2 separate regions of the Homo sapiens genome follow, and region 2 is linked to region 1. The links are chromatin loops, found by intact Hi-C in ENCODE. Cell type or tissue: dorsolateral prefrontal cortex. All regions are shown on one strand. Each heading gives the region's core, and the rest is flanking DNA. Links, peaks and the distances in the headings are about the cores only. Region 1 overlaps CSTPP1 (centriolar satellite-associated tubulin polyglutamylase complex regulator 1). Region 2 overlaps CSTPP1 (centriolar satellite-associated tubulin polyglutamylase complex regulator 1).

The links. Hi-C counts contacts between places; a loop is a spot of excess contacts. Peaks named below come from ENCODE experiments on the same cell type or tissue, not always from the same donor. Only the 100,000 strongest peaks of a DNase experiment are listed, where the experiment ranks them.
Region 2: a loop joins it to region 1, with 2.7 times the contacts of the local background. A loop is called at or near these places in 2 of 110 quality-filtered maps.

What each region holds. Positions count from the first base shown.
Region 1 is chr11:46,974,987-46,980,368 of GRCh38, reverse strand. All of the region lies in intron 1 of CSTPP1 (centriolar satellite-associated tubulin polyglutamylase complex regulator 1), which reads right to left. Among named protein-coding and RNA genes, the nearest start is that of CSTPP1, 41 kb to the right of the region's middle. In dorsolateral prefrontal cortex, for the core only: no CTCF peak of the experiment used is centred there; DNase peaks (open chromatin) are centred at 2,777 and 3,178; H3K4me3 peaks cover 1,313 bases; H3K27ac peaks cover 3,507 bases.
Region 2 is chr11:47,104,052-47,109,433 of GRCh38, reverse strand. The region is part of intron 3 of CSTPP1 (centriolar satellite-associated tubulin polyglutamylase complex regulator 1); the gene reads right to left. Among named protein-coding and RNA genes, the nearest start is that of ARFGAP2, 70 kb to the left of the region's middle. In dorsolateral prefrontal cortex, for the core only: no CTCF peak of the experiment used is centred there; DNase peaks (open chromatin) are centred at 1,053 and 2,473; H3K4me3 peaks cover 1,327 bases; H3K27ac peaks cover 4,702 bases.

The DNA.
Region 1 (5,382 bases), core at 277-5,276:
CTATACGGCTAGTCAAACTCAAATACTAAAAGACACGCCAGAGGCAAACAAAGCATTACACATATGCTAACATCACCTGTGACAACCAGAAAACAAGAGGTGTCTAAAGATCTTTATGTTAAGTAGAGGATGAAAAACTAAAGTCTATTTCCCTCAACCAAAAGGGGTATTGTACTGGTTAATAGCTGTGAAAAGCTGAGTGCCTTGACACTCAAAACAGTCTCTGGTCAACCATTAATCCTCCCCTCTTCCCTTCTCTTTCCTAAAACTGGTGGGTTTTTTTGTTTTTTTGTTTGTTTGTTTGTTTTATATATAGTTTTGGGATGTCAATTAAGGGTAAGTGCTTAAATCCTACTGCCTCAGTATTTCCAGCCTAAATCTCATAATAATACAGCATTTGTAGGTTGGAGTCCTGCAATTTCAAGTGCCAGAAACTACAGAATCTTTTTTATTTTAAGTCAGAGTCTCGCTGTTGTCACCCAGGCTGGAGTGTAGTGGCGTGATCGCGGCTCACTGCAACCTCCACCTCCAGGGTTCAAGCGATTCTCCTGCCTCAGCCTCCTGAGTAGGTGGGATTACAGGCGCCCGCCACCATGCTCAGCTAATTTTTGTACTTTTAGTAGAGACAGGGTTTCACCATGTTGGCCAGGCTGGTCTCAAACTCTTGACCTCAGGTGATCCGCCTGCCTTGGCCTCCCAAAGTGCTGCGATTACAGGCATAAGCCACCGCGTCCTTTTTTTTTTTAAGGAGATTTTCATAGTTCAAACTTAAAGCACTCAGCTAGCTGACCATAACAAAATGTACTTCCTGAACACCAGAGAAATCTAAAGTAGCACTTAAGTTTCCCACAGTTACAATCTAAGGGACATATGAAGAACCCAAGTAATATTTGTCATGGCAATAACTTTGCAAAAATAGTTACTAATAAAGCAGTATAGTTATCAAGTCAACGCCATAAACATTCACATAACTATTTTCCAGAAAGTATCATGGGTAAAAAAAAAATCCTGTAAATTGCTAAACATGTAGTAAATCATATGCCACTCATGTTTTCAAACAGGGAAGTAATAAAATTACAAGGTGAAAATTAATTGTGCTATAGCACGAGTTGTAGTCTTGCAGCCGGGCATGGTGATGCATGCCTATGGTCCCAGTTACTCAGGAGGCTGAGGCAGGATGATCCCTTGAGCCCAGGAGTTCAAGACCAACATAGTAGGACTCCTGTCTCTTTAAAAAAAAGAAAAAGTATAGCCTTTGGGGGCAAACCATGTATTTATCAATTATCATTAAATTTACAGATTAATATTAATTGGTAATATGCAATTTAACTATGAATATACAGAATAGTGATATTAATGCAATAAGATACTAATACAACAGCTTAATCATTTGCTTGGCATTTTACATTAAAAATATTACATAAAAATTAGTTGGCATTCACAACTGAACTAACAGTAACAGGATCTCATTTTTTCTAATGACAAAAAGATACAGAAAAGTTCTAATTTAAAGTAACTGAAAACTCACGGGCTTAGAATTCCCTGTCCTCTCTCTTGTGGTTGATGTGGCTCTGCACGAAGGTGGGGATTCTTTTTCAAATAAGAGTCTCACATGTGAAATCCCCACTAAGAACTATCTCCACATACTGTTTATGGGATATAGCTGTAATAGTGCTCAATAATCCCTTTGAGTTTCTATTTTTGTTATGAAAGTAAAGGATGCTATTGTAGATATTTATAGATACAAAAAGGCCTAGGCCAAAGTGCACAAAAACCGTATGGGGCAAATGGTTGGAACAACATAGACTAGACAGAGAGGCCCCAGTTTAGTCTACACAGAAAACTCATAACACTTAACATATCATCTAAATTAATGGTATAAAAACACCACCAAAGTACCCTATAAAAACATACTTTGGATCTGTTTTACTAGAACAACATAATTTTTGACTCATCACTTTTAGGAATGTTGCAATGTTCAGTCCTACCTTTTCTGCCAGGCCCAACTCAAATGCCACCTTCTTTGTGAACCTTTCCCTGATTCTGTCCCAGCCAGAAGTGATCTTCCCTTTTCCCAAACTCCCTAAACATCTATTTTAAATATTTCCAGTGGCACTTTCTACCTTGATACACAGTTATTTCTGTTATGCGTATGTTATCTTCTTTGTTGGATGTCCTGATCCTTAAAGATAGGCACCATGACTCATTTATCTTTTATTTCCTTTAACACTCAGGACCATTCAGTGTCTTTCACATGGTAGACATTCAAATATTTACTTAATGAACATACAAACTGTATCCACTATTTATAAACTGTGATGCTGTTCTTTATTCAACTCAACCACTTTAGGACTGTGCCTCCCAGGTGGGAAACGCTAAATATCAAAACACATTCTATTACAATGTTAGTGTTCTTACTGGAAGCCACTTTTGTCCTGTTCTCAACTACTCTTTCTGTTGCCTTTTTACTACTGTTCCTTCTCTCTATTCCAATGAGAAGGCACTTGTTCCTTCTATTGTTACTAAGAGCCTCATTATGTTCAAGGTAAAGCGAAAAAATGCATTCGATGCAATTACCAGTTCCTCACAAATTTGGGGGCTACTTGTCATTTCAACATCCAGGACTTGAATAAAAGAAAGTCCAAATTCTTTTTACTCCTAATAACTATTTTCTTTTTTTCTTTTTAGACAAAATGGAAGCACACAGCACAGGAAGCAGTCCTCAGTAAGCCACCGTTCATAAACAGCTTTGCTGAAAGCCTAACAAAGGTTCTGTTGTGCTCTTGCATGGCAGGGCCAGTAAGCAGCAGGAGCAGATGAACTCTTTAAGAAACAAAGGTTCTGTCTTCATGCAAATGTTTGCATTAATAAAAAATAAAGAAAAAGATATAGAAAATGCAGGCTAGCTGGACATAATAGGTCTCTAAATGGGAGGTTTTTCACATTTTTCAGGCGGAGTCAGCAGGTCTTTTAAAAACTTTGTCATTCTAAACATTTCACAGACATCACAAGAGAGACATGCAAATAACAGAAGCAAATCAAAAGACATCCCGCTGCTGTGCTGGCGCCTCCCTCATCCATTCCTGGTTTGTCATTTTCTGTTAACCCTAGTGCTGGCTGCTGTTTTGTTGAGGAATGGAGTCCCTAGCCCATGTAGCAGTACATGTCTAGCCAGCTGGCCCCAGCACTGATAACATTACAATGCAAGCCATGTACTACCACTCAGGGACACGTGCTGCCAGGCAACAAGTGCAATGTGTGATTTTTACACACTCCGCTTGCAAATCTGCATGGGAAAGAGCTTCTAAACTAACCACTTAATAAGATATGGTCTTCTTGAGTGTGAGCATCACTGAGTAGTTCAGAAGATGAACTTGCTGAGGACCAGTCCTTCAAAGTGAAATACGATTGACCCTTGAACAATACGGATTTCAATAGCTTGGGTCCACTTAAAAGTGAGGGTTTTTTCCAACCAAATGTAGGTCGAAACTTCAGTATTCTCAGGAAGCAAAACACACGTATAGGGAGGGTCAACTTCTCGTAGATTCGGGTTCCACAGGGCCAACTGCAGGACTTGAGTATGCACAGATTTTGGTATACTCAGAGAGCCCTGGAACTAACCCCCTGCATATACTCATGGATGACTGCATACAATAAGGGCCTTAAAGTAAATACAGAAACTTAAAAAACTCATGTGGGGAAAGGGTTACCAAATACCTATTCTGTGCCAAGCACTGTACTATGTACTCAACTTACATTGTCTCTAATTTTCACAACCACCATTTAAGGTACTTTTATCCTTATTTTATAGCAGAGGAAATTGAAGCTTAGGGAGGTTCTGTAACATGCCCAAGGTGCAGCTAATAATAGCAAGCCAAAACCCAAAACTGTACAGCAAATTCCCCACGATTCTATACATTTCTCTCATTGTGTGTGTGTGTGTACTGTGTGTGTGTGTGTGTGTGTGTGTGTGTGACTGAAACCTAGCTTACTCTGAAAATATCACAATGACTATATTCACCCACTGCAGGACCACTGAAGTGTCACTTTTTCTGTTTTTAATCATTTAAAGTCTTTATTATTCATTTTTAAGAGCAAGTGGCTTTGTTAGCTTACAATAAGAATCTGATTAAAGCTACAAATGCTTTCTCACAGAAAAACGAATATAATATGTTGCATATAATTTTAGAGCATTCAAGAACACCCTAATGCTCATCTATAGTTCCTCTGAGGGTTCATTGCCTACATGTTAGAAAACAATCACATCTCTCTTCCTAGGAGCACATAGTCCATTTTCTTTTTCTCCATCTTTTTCTCCACCACTCTCCTAAAACTCTGTAACAAACACAATGATGACCCATTAAGCCCCCTGACCTGAAAAGTCCTTGTCTTCCTCAATTTCCATTGAACACACTATTCCTCTTCACCAGGACTTAAAATCACTTAAGTCCTCCCACATCGTCCCACAGATTCTGTCCCACTGGCCTCTCTGGATTGTACTTAACTTGGAAGTAGTAGTTAGAAACTTCATTACTATTCTTACCACTGCTCCTGAATTATAAAAACTTAAGAAGTTGAAAGACTTTCAGATCATATTGTTTATCTCCATCATTTTACAGATAAAGAACTTGAAATATTTTCTTCATTTTTTCTCCTCTTGATTCAATGATTCAAAGTTCTTGGGCTTGCTCAAAGTAGCTCTAAAGTTTTCCATATTTCTGTCTATAACCATAAAGCCAACATTTCATTTGTACAAAGCAAGCAAAATCATGGCAACAACTGAATATTTTCATTTCCAAAGAGACGAGAAAAGCTAAAGTAAAAGGAGCTAAAGATACATATACATAAGAGGGTTCAAATTAAACCAATGTACCCCCTGTATTTCTAGCATTTTTCCTCTCATTTTTCTTTCCTTTTTTGCTTAATACATCTTTCAAAATTAAATGAAGTACTTTGTTTTCACATTATAAATATTTCTTTATGCAAATACTGCTGAGCTTAAAAAATGTCTCCAGAATTTTTAGTTTTCCCTGCACAAATCACTTTGTTATTGCACTATAGAAATATATTTTCTAACTTTTAAAATTTTTTTGAGAGAGGGTCATGCTCTGTCGCCCAGGCTGGAGTGCAGTGGTGTGATCATGGCTCACTGCAGCCTTGACCTCCCAGGTTCAAGCAATCCTCCTATCTCAGCCTCCTGAGCAGCTGGGATTACAAGTGTGCACCACCATGCCTGGCTAACTTTTAAATTTTTTTGTAGAGACAGGGTCTCACTATGGCTGGTGTCAAACTCCTGGGCTCAAGCAATCCTCCTGCCTCAGCCTCCCCAAAGTGCTGGGATTACAGGTGTGAGCCACTGCACCCAGACTTTTTTTTCTTTAT
Region 2 (5,382 bases), core at 225-5,224, 130 kb before region 1:
CGAAGAGAGACACACAAACATCCAGCCACCTCTGAGGCAAAAGGTCAATTTCTTCTGCTTGTCCTCGGTCCTCAGAATCCAAGTTACTGATGTGAGCTCTGTCCCTCATTTTCCTAGCCAAAGGGGTAGATGTGAAGCACAGACAGGCCAGATACAGTGTTCTGGGACAACACACCATTGTCTGAATCCAGAGAGCATCATGGCTACAGTGGACGAGAGTAGGCTCAGTGGGAGAGGCTCAGGGAACATCAGAAGTGCAGGGCCTGTCTTTTGAAGATAAAGTCTGGCTAGATCAGCTTTTCAGTGAAAGAAGCCAAAGTCTGCAGCCAGATCTTCATTTTTGGTGAGCCCATCACAGATTCCAGGTTTAGGATGAGGGGCTAGAATGAAGGGAAAAGGCCAATTATCACCCTATAAGAAGTAGATAGGCTAGGGGCGGTGGCTCACGCCTGTAATCCCAGCACTTTGGGAGGGTGAGGTGGGCGAATCACTTGAGGTCAGGAGTTCAAGACAAGCCTGACCAACATGGTGAAACCCTGTCTCTACTAAAAATACAAAAATTAGTCAGGCATGGTGGCCGGCGCCTGTAATCCCAGTTACTCAGGAGGCTGAGGTAAGAGAATCGCTTGAACCCAAGAGGCCGAGGTTGCAGTGAGCTGAGATTGTGCCACTGTACTCCAGCCTGGGCGACGCAGTGAGACTCCATCTCAAAAAAAAAAAAAAAAAAAAGTAGATAGTACTGAACTGTCCCACCCTTGTGGGTTTCTGAACTTTCTAATTCTCCAATCAAGTCCTGAGACCCTCCTGCTCCCCATCCTTCTCTCCTCCAAGCTCTTCTCACACAGCTGTGAGGTAAGATTTACTAGATGGAATGTGTTTGCAAAATCTGTTTTGTTCACTGTAACATGTTTATCAAAAAAGAAAAAAAAAAGCCTGTCCCTTCTCACTATTTAGTTTTTGGTGACTGCCTTTTGGGATCTGGAACTGGATAAACAGATGGACTTCACAGAAGAAATCAGGCGAAGCGCCAGGGTGTGTATATATATCTTAGTCTCACTGTATATACGGCAGATAGCCCTCGTGCAAACAGCTGTGCTGGTTTTGGAGGAAAGTGAGGGGACAGTGTCTCCTGGATGACAGTGCTCCCATTGCTCCAAGGTGTACCTCCCTGTGGTGCTTTGGGCTATAGGATGCCAGACAGATTCTAGAGTTCTAACCTCAGATATATGACCCTGATTTCATTTTCTGGCCTCTAGTTGTGGTAATTAAGGGTTGTGCCAGATCCCAAACTATTGCTAATTATTCATACTGGGTTTGCTATAAACGAGTGCTGAGTATTTGCACTGTGTATAGTGATGAGTACCTTTGCAATATACTGGATGCCTCTATTAAGGGGATGCCCAGGAGGGGTATGGTTTTGAGCGTCTGTGTGTGTGTGCGCACATGCGCACATGCAGAAGTTGTGGAAGGCCTGGACTACTGTATTTGCCTGGCCACAGAGAAGTATCACTGCCAGGGGAACAAGGTACAGTGATTCCTCATGTGCAGCACGCTGCTGCCCCAAGGGAACTGGGGGGGAATTGTACCGAGCAGTTTCCCCCTAATTTTTTTTTGCCACCTTGTCCAGTATAAATCTCTATTGCAGGGGTGGAGGTGGAGGAAGTAATTCTTTCTTAATTCAATGTGCTTCAATTCCCAGATATGAACAAACTTCAGAACATTTTAGGAGAATCTTCTAATAGAAAAAACATATTCATTTGCTTCACAGAGTAGGTTTCAGGTGGATGTCTCCTTCTCTCCTGGACAAACTCCTTGAAAAAAAACCATGAAAATAAAAGGCAATACTGTCCAAACAGGAAACTGGTGCCAAATAGAGGCAAAAAACCAAAGCAAAACAACTCCCTGAGATAGAGTGGACTGCATTCATTAGGTTCAGGTAGCTCAAAAGACAAGAACATTAAATAATTAGACTCCAACAGATCAAGGTGCTGTAGGTAATGGGACCTCATAAGGACAGAACAAAAGATCCTGTTTCTAACAAAGGTTCTACAGACCTTTATACTACAGTGAGCAATGAGTGAGAGGGATGCTGCCCAGGAAATGAAAGGACTCAATCGTTCCTCTTCAGTGAGCGGAGCCCAGGAGGAGTGTTCCAGGGCGCTCTCACAAACACTCTTTAATAATACCATCCAGAGCCTTTGATTCAAGGAACATGCTGAAGAATAAACAGCCTATTAATCTGAGTTTTCTGGTGTGCCTGAGTATACAAAGCAGCAATGAACTAACCCCTTGGCTCTTGCAAACATCCCGACTGCACACCATCCGCTGCTCCACTACACAGCTCAGCCCCTCCTTCCCCTGCATGCAATTTGCCCCTGGAAAAGCTTCAAGGTTTGGGGGTCCTGATGGTTTCATCTAAGGATGCTCAGGCCAAACCCAGGGTGCAAAGAACGGGAAACAGCGTATCCTTGTTTGGCCATAAGAAGGCACAGCCATGTGACCAGGCTCAAATGAGAACTGTGTGGTAGTGTGAGTGGGTAAGGAGACAAAGTCATCAGTCTGCCTCTTTCTGAGCCAAGTTGACAGCCACAGGCCTGGGAAAGGAAGGCCCAGTTTCAATTGCTTCCTAGTCTTGGTTACCTTGGTGGCAGGAAGGGCTCCTGCATGGGTGGGCTTTGGGTACCATTCTGTGGAAACATTCCTGGGCATTTTGCCTAGGTAAAAATTACCAAGTAAGGTCCCTGAGTTTTCTTTCTTTCTTTCATGTTCTTTTCTTTTCTTTTTTTTTTTTGAGATAGGGTCTTGCTCTATCACCCAGGCTGGAGTGCAGTGGTGTGATCTTGGCTCACTGCAACCTCTCCCTCCTGGGTTCAAGCAATTTTTGTGTCTCAGCTTCCCGTGTACCTGGGACTACAGGTGCGTGTCACCACGCCTGGCTAATTTTTGTATTTTTAGTAGAGACGGGGTTTTGCCATGTTAGCCAGGCAGGTCTTGAACTCCTGGCCTCAAGTGATCCGCCTGTCTTGGCCTAGGTCCCTGAATTTTCAAGGAGAAAAATAGAAGAAAGAGAAATAGCTGTTTCACTTTCATCCTTTCACTAGAAGTCCTTCTTTACAAACAATCAGGTGTAGCTTTTGTGATAACAACAATTTGATCGGTTCTCCTTCCCACCCCTAAGACAAAGTACAATGATAGTACTTTAAGTAATAAACCAGGCGTTCAGTTGTTGAAACAATGTAATTGAGGCTAAGATCATAGGCTCAAATCAGCCATGGGAGCGGTTTCCCTGTGTTCCATGGTCACTGACCTCATGCAAGGTGTGTGCTTAATCATAAAAGGAACTAGTGTGACAAGGTGGATAAATCAGTATCATGGCTATCAACACAGACTGGGTCATGCATACACACACATATTCTCAAAGCCTAATCCCTCTGACCCCAAATTTATATATCAAGGAAAACATATTTAATGAAAGTTTCCTTTCTAAAAATAATTTCAAAGAGGCACTTTGACTTAAAAAAATTAATTCTAAAGCCTTCTGATTCTACTTCCAGGGAACTACTTTGTGTTTAGTCCCTTGAAACTGGAGGACACACATCTTTGACGAAAAGGAGCAGCACAAAAGCTTGCATTTTATGTGCTTGGCTCTGAGATGATACCACAGAGGGTAGGAAGTAAGAGCATGGGCTCTGCAGTTAGACAGATCGAAATCTGAGCTCCTCTTCTGCCACTTGCTGATGTGTGATCTTAGACCCATGACATCAAATCAGTGAGTTTCAACTTCCTCATCTGTAAAATGGGAATACCTTCATGGGATTATTGTGAGGATTATATAACAAAAATGTTTAGTACCATGCCTAGGACACAGTAAGTGTTCAATAAATGATAGCTGTACTTACTGTTTCTTTTAATTAAAAAAAAATTTTTTTTTCAGAGACAGAGTCTCTGTCTGTTGCCCATGCTGGAGTACAGTTGTATGATCATGGCTCACCGTGGCCTCAAACTCCTAGGCTCACGTGATCCTCCCACCTCAGCCTCCTGAGTAGCTGGGAATACAGGCTACCACGCCCAACTACTTTTAAAATTTTTATTTATTTATTGTTTTTGAGAGAGGTCTCCCTATATTGCCCAGGCTAGTCTGGAACCCCTCACTTTAAGTGATCCCCTCACATCTGCTTCCCAAAGTGTAGGGATTACAGGCATGAGCCACCATGCCTGGCCCTTGTTACTCTTTGAATCCTCTAAATAATAGGCACAGGGACTTAACTGGTGGCTGGCAGGCACATGAGCTACATGAAATGGGAGTTTCTTCATTCCTTACCAAGCTGGGCTTAGATCCTCAAACCATCCTTCACTACACTGGAAACAAGTGTTTGGGTTATCTGGGGTAACTGATGGAAGGGCAATGAGAGATCAAACCCTGGTACTCTGGAACTTCATTTTGATTTGGGAACTGCAGGTTGACCTGGAGAATTCCCACCCCAGATTCTGGCTTAGCAGATATAGCCTTTTCCTAGGCTTCCACCTGTTGAGACAAACAGATGTAAACTGAACACAAGAGGGGTTTGCAAGCACAGATCTGGTATCAGACTGCCTTACCCTGCAGCATTCCTGGGGTCATAAAATGACAAACATTTCAACACGCTGGATCTAACCCTTCCTGCCCTGTAACTGGGGCCTTATGAAACTGCTTCTTGTGATTAGAGCCATTGGTACCTCATACCAAGGCTGTGAGGTGGACTTCATTAATATTGATGAGCTGCAGCTCGTTAACCTCATTTGATGTTTATTTACAACCATTCTTCTCATATGCTAATGAATGACACTGGGCTCTTCAGATAGAAAGGAAAGAACTGGACCCTCTCTGCCAGCATCTCCTTGGCAAACTGCTGTCCCTTGAAACAGAAGTTTGCACAGAGGGAATGAAGCCAAATGTAGGGAATGCAGCAGAGAGGACAAAATGATGTGAAAAGAATGTCTGCAATGTAATGGGGGAGAGAGAAGCCCAGCTGCTGGGGCCACAGTGTGACTGAGGTTTGGTTACACCCACCCAGTGGCTAACAAAGAGAAGCTGAAGGGCGGGGAACTGAGGAACTAAGAAAAGGACAATGTGTTAGATTTTGAAATTGGAGTATTGGGGGTGGAGATGAGTGGGCCCCATGGGTGTCAGGGAGCTTGAAGGCCTCTCTAGGATTCATTCCACTTTCTTCTGTGATCTTAAGAAATCAATCGGCAGGGAATTGGGGTGGATTTCTTTAAGGCAGTAAAATACCCATAGCAATGAATGCTTATCAAATGCTTGGCTTGGAGAAGAGTGCTCATTGTCGCACCATGAAATGGGTAAGTAGGGAGAAATAATCTCTGATTCTCTTTCCTCAAAGT